2 separate regions of the Homo sapiens genome follow, and region 2 is linked to region 1. A link is an interaction called in ENCODE POLR2A ChIA-PET data of the cell type or tissue named here. Cell type or tissue: GM12878. All regions are shown on one strand. Region 1 overlaps DNAH10 (dynein axonemal heavy chain 10). Region 2 holds the start of LOC105370042 (a long non-coding RNA gene).

Region 1 (5,000 bases):
CCTCCTATGGACACAAACAGGCTTCTATCACTGCACTCACGGCTGTTTTTTTTTTACTACCCAAATGTGTGTGTGTGTGCGTGTGCGTGTGCGTGCGTGTGCGTATGTGTACATGTGCGTGCGTACGTGTGTGCGCGTGCATGTATCCGTGTGTGTGTGCGCGTGCGTGTGTCCGTGCGTGTGCGTGTGTGTGCGTGCGTGTGTGCGTGCAACATTGAGTACAGTCACTAGAGAAACAGGTAAGCCTGTTGCCCACAGAACATTGACTAAACCTTTTATTTAAAGTCCATGTAAAAAAAACACAATTGTTCCCCTCTTTTGTTTCAAAGAGAAAATAACAACTCACCTTCATGCTTTCATGAGAATTTTGTTAGTCCCCACCCTTCCGCCACACCCATCCTGAGACTACAGATTATTACTATGGAAGCATCATAAATGTTGCTATTGGAGCGAAGACATTGCACTTGACCTTAAGGTACTAAGTGTAATTACAAGCAAACGATACAACAGGTAAGAGGCCAAAGTAAGGCCAGACCGCGGGGTGAAGAGGCAGCTAAGACTTAAACCTTTCAGGTGATACCATACTGTGCCCATCACCTCCCCAATGGCACGTAGTAAATGCCTGAAGCAGCTGAAACCAGAGAATGTTCCAGCACGTGGCCCCTACCTCCCTAAGGTCAGAGGAGCCTCTCTTCAGCTCACCAGCCATGACCAGCACCGATTTCAGGGCTCTGAGTCCAAAATCATAGTGATACTGCTTGGACAGCTGCTCCCGGGCCAGCTTATACAGAACCGTCATCTTTTTCGCCAGAGTCTTTTTGATAGAAGATAATAATACAAAAAAAAAGAAAAAAGAAAATGATTCAAAAGCAATGGAGCATCATTCTACAAATGCAAGAAAACGGGGGCAGGTGTTCCAGTGCAGCTGCTCTACAAATAAGCAAATTCCATCTCTAACTTCCAGAAATACCAGGGTGGGTCCTTCATTTTTAAATATGGCAAATTGGGAACTAATTTGAAGAAACATCTGTGTTACCAAAATCTTCACTATCTTAATTTAAAGAACAGAACCATCTGTAGGAATCACACTCCAGAAATACATTGCTTCTTTATTTTGACCTAAACCTATTATTAAGGCTGTAACTGGGCCAAGCATAGTTGTTCATGCCTGTAATCCCAGCACTTTGGGACGCCAAGGTGGGTGGATCACCTGAGGTCAAGAGTTCAAGACCAGCCTAGCCAACATGGTGAAACCCTGTCTCTACTAAAAATATAAAAATTAGCCAGGCGTGGTGGCGCATGCCTATAATCCCAGCTACTTGGGAGGCTGAGGCAGGAGAATCCGCTTGAACCTGGGAGACAGAGGTTGCAGTGAGCTGAGATCACACCACTGCACTCCAACCTGGGTGACAGAGCAAGATTCCATCTCAAAAAAAAAAAAAAGGCTGTAAATGTCTTTGAGGACAAGTCAGCCACCTCATCTATGGCAAGGGTTCAAAACCCACAGGTCTCTAAGGCAAGTGTGGCAATTTTAGTCGTGAAAACTAGGAACAAGAGATCTCATCGTGCCAACTCAAAATCCTGACACGGTAATAGGCACCAAGAGCTTTCAATAAAAGACATATTGCAGAAACGCAATGTGACAACCCTCTATGTTAAAAGTATTCTCTATTTTGTAACTTTTCCAGAGCTTCTGGAAAGATCTTACGTATGTACATTTTATAGATAGCTTAAAAGAGGATAAAAGTTATCCATAAAGTTGTTTTTGAATCTACATATTCTCAAAGGCATTGTGCTGAGTGAAAGAAGCCCGTCTCAAAGGGTTCCATACTACATGTCTCCAGGTAGAGAACATTCTCAAAGTGACAAAATTACACTGACTGAAGAATAGATCAGGGGTTGCAGGAGTTAGGGTTGAGGGGAGAATGTGTCTAGTAAGCAGTAACATGAGGCTGGGTGCAGTGGCACAACCTGTAGTCCCAGCTACTCGGGAGGCTGAGGTGGGAGGATTACTGGAGCCCAGAAGTTCGAGACCAGCCTGGGCTGTAGAGACCCTGTCTCTACAAAAAATAAGCAAGATTAGCCAGGTGTGATGGCATCTGCCTGTGGTCCCAAATACTCAGGAGGCTGAGGCAGGAAGATCACTTGAGCCCAGGAGTTTGAGGCTGCAGTGAGCTGTGATCCCACCACTGCACTCCAGCCTGGGTGACAGAGTAAGACCCTGTCTCTCTTCTTTGTGGTCGTGGTGATGGAATAGTTCTGTATCCTGATGTGGTGACGGCCACTCCCATCCACATGTGATAAAACGTCATAGAACTAACTACACGCACACGCCATAGAGAGAATGTGAAACCTGGTGAAATCCACACAACGTCTACACCTGAGTTAATGGCACTTGTGCCAACACCAACTCCCTGGTTTGGGCAATGGACTGTGGCTATGTGAGATGTTCTCATGGGGAAGGGGCACCTGGAAAGTCCGTGCTACTATTGTTGCAACCTCTTGTGCATCTTACATTATTCCAAAATTAAAAGTTATAATTTAAAAAGAGGTGGGGGAGGAAGAAGAGAGACACAGCAGAAAAAAAAAACAAAAATCAAAGAGCCACACGGAGCTGACACATCCTAGGTCCCCAGTCTGGAAGAGCCACATGGAGCTGACACATCCTAGGTCCCCAGTCTGGAAGAGCCACATGGAGCTAACACATCCTAGGTCCCCAGTCTGGAAGACCCACATGGAACTAACACATCCTAGGTCCCGTCTGGAAGAGCCACACGGAGCTAACACATCCTAGGTCCCATCTGGAAGAGCCACATGGAGCTGACACATCCTAGGTCCCGTCTGGAAGAGCCACACGGAGCTAACGCGTCCTAGGTCCCCAGTCTGGAAGCAGACCCGGGTGAAGTCTGCACTGCACGACCTGGCGCTGCCAAGGCCCCCCACCTTGGCCTCCAGGAAGCCCTCAGAGAAGAGCATGATCTCACAGATCTGCTGCAGGTCGGGCACGATCACGACCACAGGCCTGAACAGCGCCTTCACCGACTCGGGCAGCTCCGTGCGGCCTGCGTAGCCGGGGTTCATGGTGATGAAGATGCCCATGCGGGAGTCCAGGGAAATCTCCTGCCCTTCAAACTGGAGGGCAAGAAGGAAGAAAGAAAGAAGCAGTTAGGTGGCCCGGCCGGCCAGCCCCTTGGAAAGGGGGCCTGCGGCGAGCTGCGTGGCGATTCATTTTCATGGTATGAGGCTGACAACACCACTTGTCTCTTTTTCCCTCCCCGGTGTTCAATGCAGGGCCCCCCTCGCTGAAGGCCTTGGGGAGGGCAGGTCTCAGTGGAACCCCAAACTCAGACCTGAACCCAGGGCACTACCTTGGAGAAGGGGCCCAGGTTGGCGAAGCACAGAGTCTGGGGCTGATACAAGAAGCTGTGTGACCCTCAGCAGGTCACTTAACCTCTCTGAGTCTCAGTTTATTTTTCTGCACAACAGAAATGCAACCCACCTCGTGGCACGGCTGTGGCGATGAAAGGAGACAGCCCAGGTTGGGAGCGCCCAGCCCACCACCTCACACAGCGCCGGCTTCCATTCCTCTCACCTGGCTTTGCACCTTCTGCGGGTGCCTGGACTTCATGCAGTCACTCCTGCCTAAAGAATCCCACCTCAAACCCCTCAAGAAACCAGTCTTCATTCCTCTGGTTGCCCCAGGTACCAACAAACCACGGAAATCCCTATATTCTTAGCCTTTTTAGCTGAAGGTTGAGTCCGGTCGTCTCTCGGTGAAGTTTTCTATTTTATTTTTTTTGATTGTCCACCAGCCAGGCAGAGGACAGAAAATTTTTGTTGTTAGGAGGCACAGTCTGCATCACCAACGAGAGGGCAGCCCGGAAGACAGCCAGCCTCCCCCAAAACAAGGCCACTGCCTTGACTCATAGGTCGGCCCTGAGACCATCCCTAGCCTCAGTATCCCACAAGAGGCCCAGATGGCCCAGATGGCCCAGGGGGAAGAGCAGATAGCTGCTGCCTCCTGGCTCTGAGAAACACAGCTTCTGGAAATCTATATACATTGCAGGTTAATTCCCTCTCTCGGGAGCAGTCAGCTCAGCCCCAAAAATCCCTCAAAAGAACTCATCAAAGGGAAATCTATCCAGACCCTTTACTGGAATCCTGAAAATATTGAACAGTCTCCAGCTGACACAATCTCTTAACAGTGAGCCCTGCCAAGATCTGAGGAGGACGCATGTGAGATGACAGGGCCACCAGCTCAAGCTGAATTTTCATCCTGGAATGGGGCTCTAAAGGATGTATAGGAGTTTTCCAGTGAAGGGAAGAAGGGACAATTCCACTCAGATGGGGACACATGTGGTGTCACAAGGCATGGTATGACTGTGGAGCAAGTGGCTTAGTGACAAGTGTGCAGGGCATGGAGGGGGGAGGACAGAGGCAGAAGGACAGCAAGGGACCCAGAAGACCCCGGTGTAGGGAAATGGCCCACCCACGCTGGTCCTGTGTTTTCAGAGAATCCCCTTCTGGGCCACCTAGATTACATAATAAGATCATGTTTCTCCAAATTTGGATCCAGCTTAATCTGGTGTAATTTAATGCAGACTTCTCAAACTCAAGTCTGCAAACATATTCTTTGGCAGAGAGAAATTGGTGAATTCTCAACAATTGTTTTAAAATTCTGCCTTCTCACTTTGATAACCTTGCAAATCCTGCTTGTTATGATGCCGTAACTTCACAAGGTATGAAGGCAAAATTTCTTGTTCACTGTGATAATGATTGCAAGGAACATTCGCTTTCTAAGTCAGGTTTTCTCAAACTTGGGAAGTCGCCAAGAATATTGTTTCCTTTCTAGGGGACCCTGCACATCACTTATTTGAGAACTCTGCCCCACGCCCATTCATAACTATTGGTTCTGTGTCTGGAGTCAGTGTGAAGTCCTTGGACTATTACAAACCTTATCATCAATGATGATAATTTTGGAAACCCAATCATCTCAATTG
Region 2 (5,000 bases), 130 kb after region 1:
AGCTGTCCTGATTATTACACTGAACCCCGTATCTTAAGAACTTGAGTTTAAGGCCAGCATGGGATGCAGGAGCCAGGCACTGGGTCTAGATAAGGTGAGCAGATACAACTGACTCACCTCTCCAGCTGGGACTGCTCCATGCACAAAGAGCTACACCCTCAGTGAAGGGATGGACCAGAAAAAAAATCTACCTTGCAAAGGAGCCTGGAGCCTGCATGTAAACTTGTTTATTTCTATTTTGGTTCTAGATGGAGGGAGAAGTCTTCCCTAAGAATTTATAACCACAGGTTAAAATTCACTCAGGTTTGAGGCTTAAATTCACATTCCTGGCACAGTCAAAAAACAAATCAACAAAAAAATCTCAATGCTGAGAAAAATATAAATGATTCCAGGTTGACAGAGCACTCCCAGGTACCTGACAAATGTCAAAACAAATTCTCTCTGGAGGAAAACATCCTCAAACTAAATATCACTGAATTCCTTCAGATCAGGAACTGTGAAATATGAGTTCATAATAATTTTAAAAATCACAAATCGCACGAGGAAACAAATTACCACTAGTTTCAGTAGGCAGCAAGAATAAACAGCAGCAGGAGATCTTTAAAATATGATTAATAAAAAAACTAACCAACTCGGTTTAGCCACCAAGTTTCTACTAGACAGGATTTGATGCCTGAATGACCAATTGTTTTAGGCTTATAGAAGTAACACTGAATCACGTAAATGTTGTTTCTTTCTAGCTCATTATACCAAAAGAAATTTCCATTGTGTTGAGTAAAAAAGTCAATACAGCTGAGTAATTCAGCTCAACAAGTACAGGAATACAGTGTTTCTTAAACAAATATTCACTATGTTTCATTCAACCCTAGGCTTTAAAATGGTCTCCATTCATCCCTTCTATGGAGCTCATCTGCCTTTTACAAGAAGGGCAGTATGAAGCCTGACACCCCAGGCCTTGTCACCTACCCCAGTTTTGCTCCCAGCCTCTGCATACAGCTGTAATCCAACAAAGAATCACTCTCTAAGGAAGGGAATTCTTCATAAGTGGGTTCAAACTAGAAATAAACATATGAAACCAAGTGTGTCTCATTAAAAGTGACACTTTATTTCTCATGTCAAATTTTCAAACAAGTTTATAGGGCATCCTAACTAACTACTTAGATCTGGGTGCAAAGACTTCTGAGGTAACTTAGATTTATAACTCAATCCTCATAAATGAAAAGATAACTTCCCCATCCTTTATTTGTAAGCCAATTGAAGACATTTACATAAAAGACAGTTATAATTTAGTTCATTGCCTTCATCCAAGATAGAGTAACTTTATCAAAGGTCACTATCATATCAAGTGAAACTAAGTTTGGAACAGATGCACTTGTCTCTTCTATACTTAGCTCCATAAGGTGCTACTACATGGACTATTCTTTATTCTTATAATTTTTTTTCTTTTTTTTTTTTTTTAGATACAGGGTACAGGGTCTCACTCTGTCGCCCAGGCTGGAGTGCAGTGGCGCAATCATAGCTCACTGCAGCCTCAAACTTCTGGGCTCAAATGATCCTCTCACCTCAGCCTCCTTGGTAGCTGGGACTACAAGTATGCACCACCACGCTCAGCTAATTTTTTATTTTTTGTATAGACAAGGTCTCATATTAATTCTCACTATGTTCAGGCTGGTCTTGAACTCCTGGGCTCAAGCCATCCTCCAGCTTTGGCCTCCCAAAGTGCTGGGATTACAGGTGTAAGCCACTGTGTCTGACCTAGTCTTAGAAATTATAGATTATTCTTTTACTTCCTTTACTTAGCAATTTGGAAAAAGTAAATTTTAGAGTTCAACATCCTTCATTCAATTTTTTTCTCATGCTCATAAAAATTTTTTTCAACCACAAACTAAACCATCTTATAAATATTTAGTATTGTAATTGCTGAAAACAACCAACACAGGAAATGGCTCTTAAAACTTTATTTAAAGTCATATAATCCAACTGAAAAATAAAACCAAGGTTTAAATTTAATCTCTTAAATCTGGGCGCGGTAGCTCACTCCTGTAATCCCAGCACTTTGGAAGGCCGAGGAAGGTGGATCAACTGGGTCTGGAGTTTGATACCAGCCTGGCCAACATGGTGAAACCCCATCTCTACTAAAAATACAAAAAATTACAGGCGTGGTGGCGGGCGCCTGTAATCCCAGCTATTCGAGAGGCTGAGGCAGGACAATCTCTTGAACCCGGAAGGCGGAGGGTGCAGTGAGCCGAGATTGTGCCACTGCACTCTAGCCTGGGCAACAAGAGCAAAATTCCGTCTCAAAAACAAAATATAAAATTAAATAAATAAATAAATTTAATCTCTTAAAAGAAGCAACATATCTATATGAACTAATAGCAAAATACACAGCCTATGGGAATGAGATTTTTATAAAAAGCTGTTTATAAAAACAGCTGTATTTCCTCACGAGCTGTTCAGTACCTCAACATTGCGTTTCACAAAGGTCTTTGTCACTCTCAGCATGTGAGTGTACTCTATCAGTTCCAGCAAGTTTTTCCTCAGTTTCTCCTTGTTCTTAGTGACTTCTCTCAGTTCAACCTCGAGCTTCTGCAACTGCTCCTAAAACAAAACAATGGTTACTTAAGAGGGTAGTAATTAGTTCCAAGTGTAATTCCAATAATCTTCATGCAGTATACCAAAAACAGTGGGTTTTTTTGTTTTGTTTTTTTCTTTTTTTTTTTTTTGAGATGGAGTCTCCCTCTGTCGCCCAGGCTGGAGTGCAGTGGCATGATCTCGGCTCACTGCAACCTCCACCTCCTGGGTTCAAGCGATTCTCTTGCCTCAGCCTCCCCGAGTAGCTGGGACTACAGGTGCGCATCACCACGCCCAGCTAATTTTTTTTTGTATTGTTAGTAGAGACGAGGTTTCACCATGTTGGCCAGGCTGGTCTTGAACTCTTGACCTCAGGTAATCCACCCGCCTCGGCCTCCCTGTCTCTACTAAGAATACAAAAAAATTAGCTGGGCATGGTGGCATGTGCCTGTAATCCCAGCTACTCAGGAGGCTGAGGCAGAAGAATCACGTGAACCCAGGAGATGGAGGTTGCAGTGAGCCAAGATCGTGTCACTGCACTCCAGCTTGGGTGACAGAGCAAGACTCCTTCTCAAAGTAAATAAATAAATAGGCTCATTTATTGTTTCATATTAATTCAGGTAATTTCTGTGAAGTTCACACCACATATTAGCTAAAACATTCCGAAGGCTGTGATGAGCGTGAGACCCCCAAGACTGGCCCTCGTCTCTAACCACAGGTGCTGTCATTTCTCGGATTTCCTTTGTCTGCTTATTCATATCACACATCAAAGACTCTTCCTCTTTAAGTCTACATTTCCTTTTTTTGCAACACAGAATATATTTAGATAATCTTTTCTAACTTATTTTCCTAGTCTCTAGCATATGAGTTACTATGCACTCACATTTACACAATTAATTGAGGATAAAAATTCATGACAATTGGCCAGGCGTGGTGGCTCACGCCTGTAATCCCAGCACTTTGGGAAGCCAAGGTGGGTGGATCACGAGGTCAGGAGTTCGAGACCAGCCTGGCCAAGATGGTAAAACCCCATCTCTACTAAAAATACAAAAATTAGCCAGGCATGGTGGCACGTGCCTATAATCCCAGCTACTTGGGAGGCTGAGGCAGGAGAATTGCTTGAACCCGGGAGGCACAGGCTGCAGTGAGCCGAGATCGCACCACTACATGCACTCTAGCCTGGGCGACAGAGCAAGACTCTGTCTCAAAAAAAAAAAAAAATTCATGAGAATCTTTAATAATTAGTTACATACTAAACATCCTTAAAAATACTTAAGTATTAAAATAACAGAAGCAAAAATCCGTAAGGCAAATCATTGAGTCAATGAAAACTTGTATTCAAACAAATCACTTAATATACTATATTCATTACTTCTGCTTTGCCTTACAAGCACTGTACACAGTCATCACTATGTTTGTAATTACATCACAAGCGACCCATCGAACAGGCCAATCCAGATGACTGCTGTTACTCATCTGGTTGGAGAGTTCTCTCTGGAGTCTCCTGCACCAAGTAATGAAAGACTTCCTCCCGAATAAACAAACAGAGGAGCCCGCAACTGAATGGCTTCAGTTACACAACGATAATTGTTTTAGAAGAGTTATCAAGAGCTCCAGCCTACTTCACAGGGTGAGGAACGAATTCACCGAGGATGCTAATAAGCAGCACAGGTGAGTGTTCTCACCGGGGACACATGTATCCCCAGCACACCAGCCAGGGAACTCAGGGTGACAGAACGCTGCTTGCTGCCCACCCGAGACAACCCATGGACTGCATACCAGCTTCCAAAATTTAGAGGGGAAGGGCCAGGGTAAATGTGGGAGGACTGTGAAGGCACAACACCGAAGCCTCAATTCCTTGCACAAGAAGAGGCAGCTAAGGCATGGGTGACCCTGGGATGAGCTTTCTGAAACAGTACAGGATCATGAACTGTTCTGATCCATCAATCAGGCTTGATGGCCTGATTCTTGTTGCCTCTGTTCACCACCACCTGGAAAGGAAGCATATGCCTTACACTGTAAAAGAAAACTGAATTACTGTTAAAATTTAACACAGATAATCTATTACTGAGGGTTAATCATAATAGCGGTCTTTAATCTCTCTGCCTAGAGAGATCACCATCTTCCATAGTTTTGAGAAGAAAGGCAGAAAAGCATTAGACAACATGAAATAAGTAAGTAAGCAGCCCCCAAGATCAATGGCTGCAACCAGCTTCGTCAGAAGCAAGTTACCTGCATTTCTAGAACCTGTTTCAGGGGTGGCGCAGGAGGGCTGGCCTCTCCTTCAGGAAGGGGAATATCAGCTCTATTAATTTCCTGTACCAAATACACTGTGAAAATAAAAGTTAAACAATTAGATACTAAAATGTACTATAATACATTTCAGTCAGAAACATTTTAAAGCCCAATGTTTCCCAAGCCATCTAAAA

Evidence for each region. Peaks named below come from ENCODE experiments on the same cell type or tissue, not always from the same donor. Only the 100,000 strongest peaks of a DNase experiment are listed, where the experiment ranks them.
Region 2: POLR2A ChIA-PET joins it to region 1 with 5 read pairs; 3 of 35 experiments call an interaction of 5 or more read pairs at or near these places.

What each region holds. Positions count from the first base shown.
Region 1 is chr12:123,849,020-123,854,019 of GRCh38, reverse strand. It overlaps DNAH10 (dynein axonemal heavy chain 10), which reads right to left. Exons shown (of 79, transcript NM_001372106.1): 35 at 2,944-3,132; 36 at 668-814. Among named protein-coding and RNA genes, the nearest start is that of DNAH10OS, 83 kb to the left of the region's middle. In GM12878, no CTCF peak of the experiment used is centred here; no DNase peak of the experiment used is centred here.
Region 2 is chr12:123,722,252-123,727,251 of GRCh38, reverse strand. ATP6V0A2 (ATPase H+ transporting V0 subunit a2) reads right to left here. Exons shown (of 20, transcript NM_012463.4): 3 at 4,804-4,901; 4 at 2,461-2,598; 5 at 967-1,055. LOC105370042 (a long non-coding RNA gene) reads left to right here and starts at 4,162. Exons shown (of 3, transcript XR_945477.4): 1 at 4,162-4,242. In GM12878, no CTCF peak of the experiment used is centred here; no DNase peak of the experiment used is centred here; H3K27ac peaks cover 635 bases.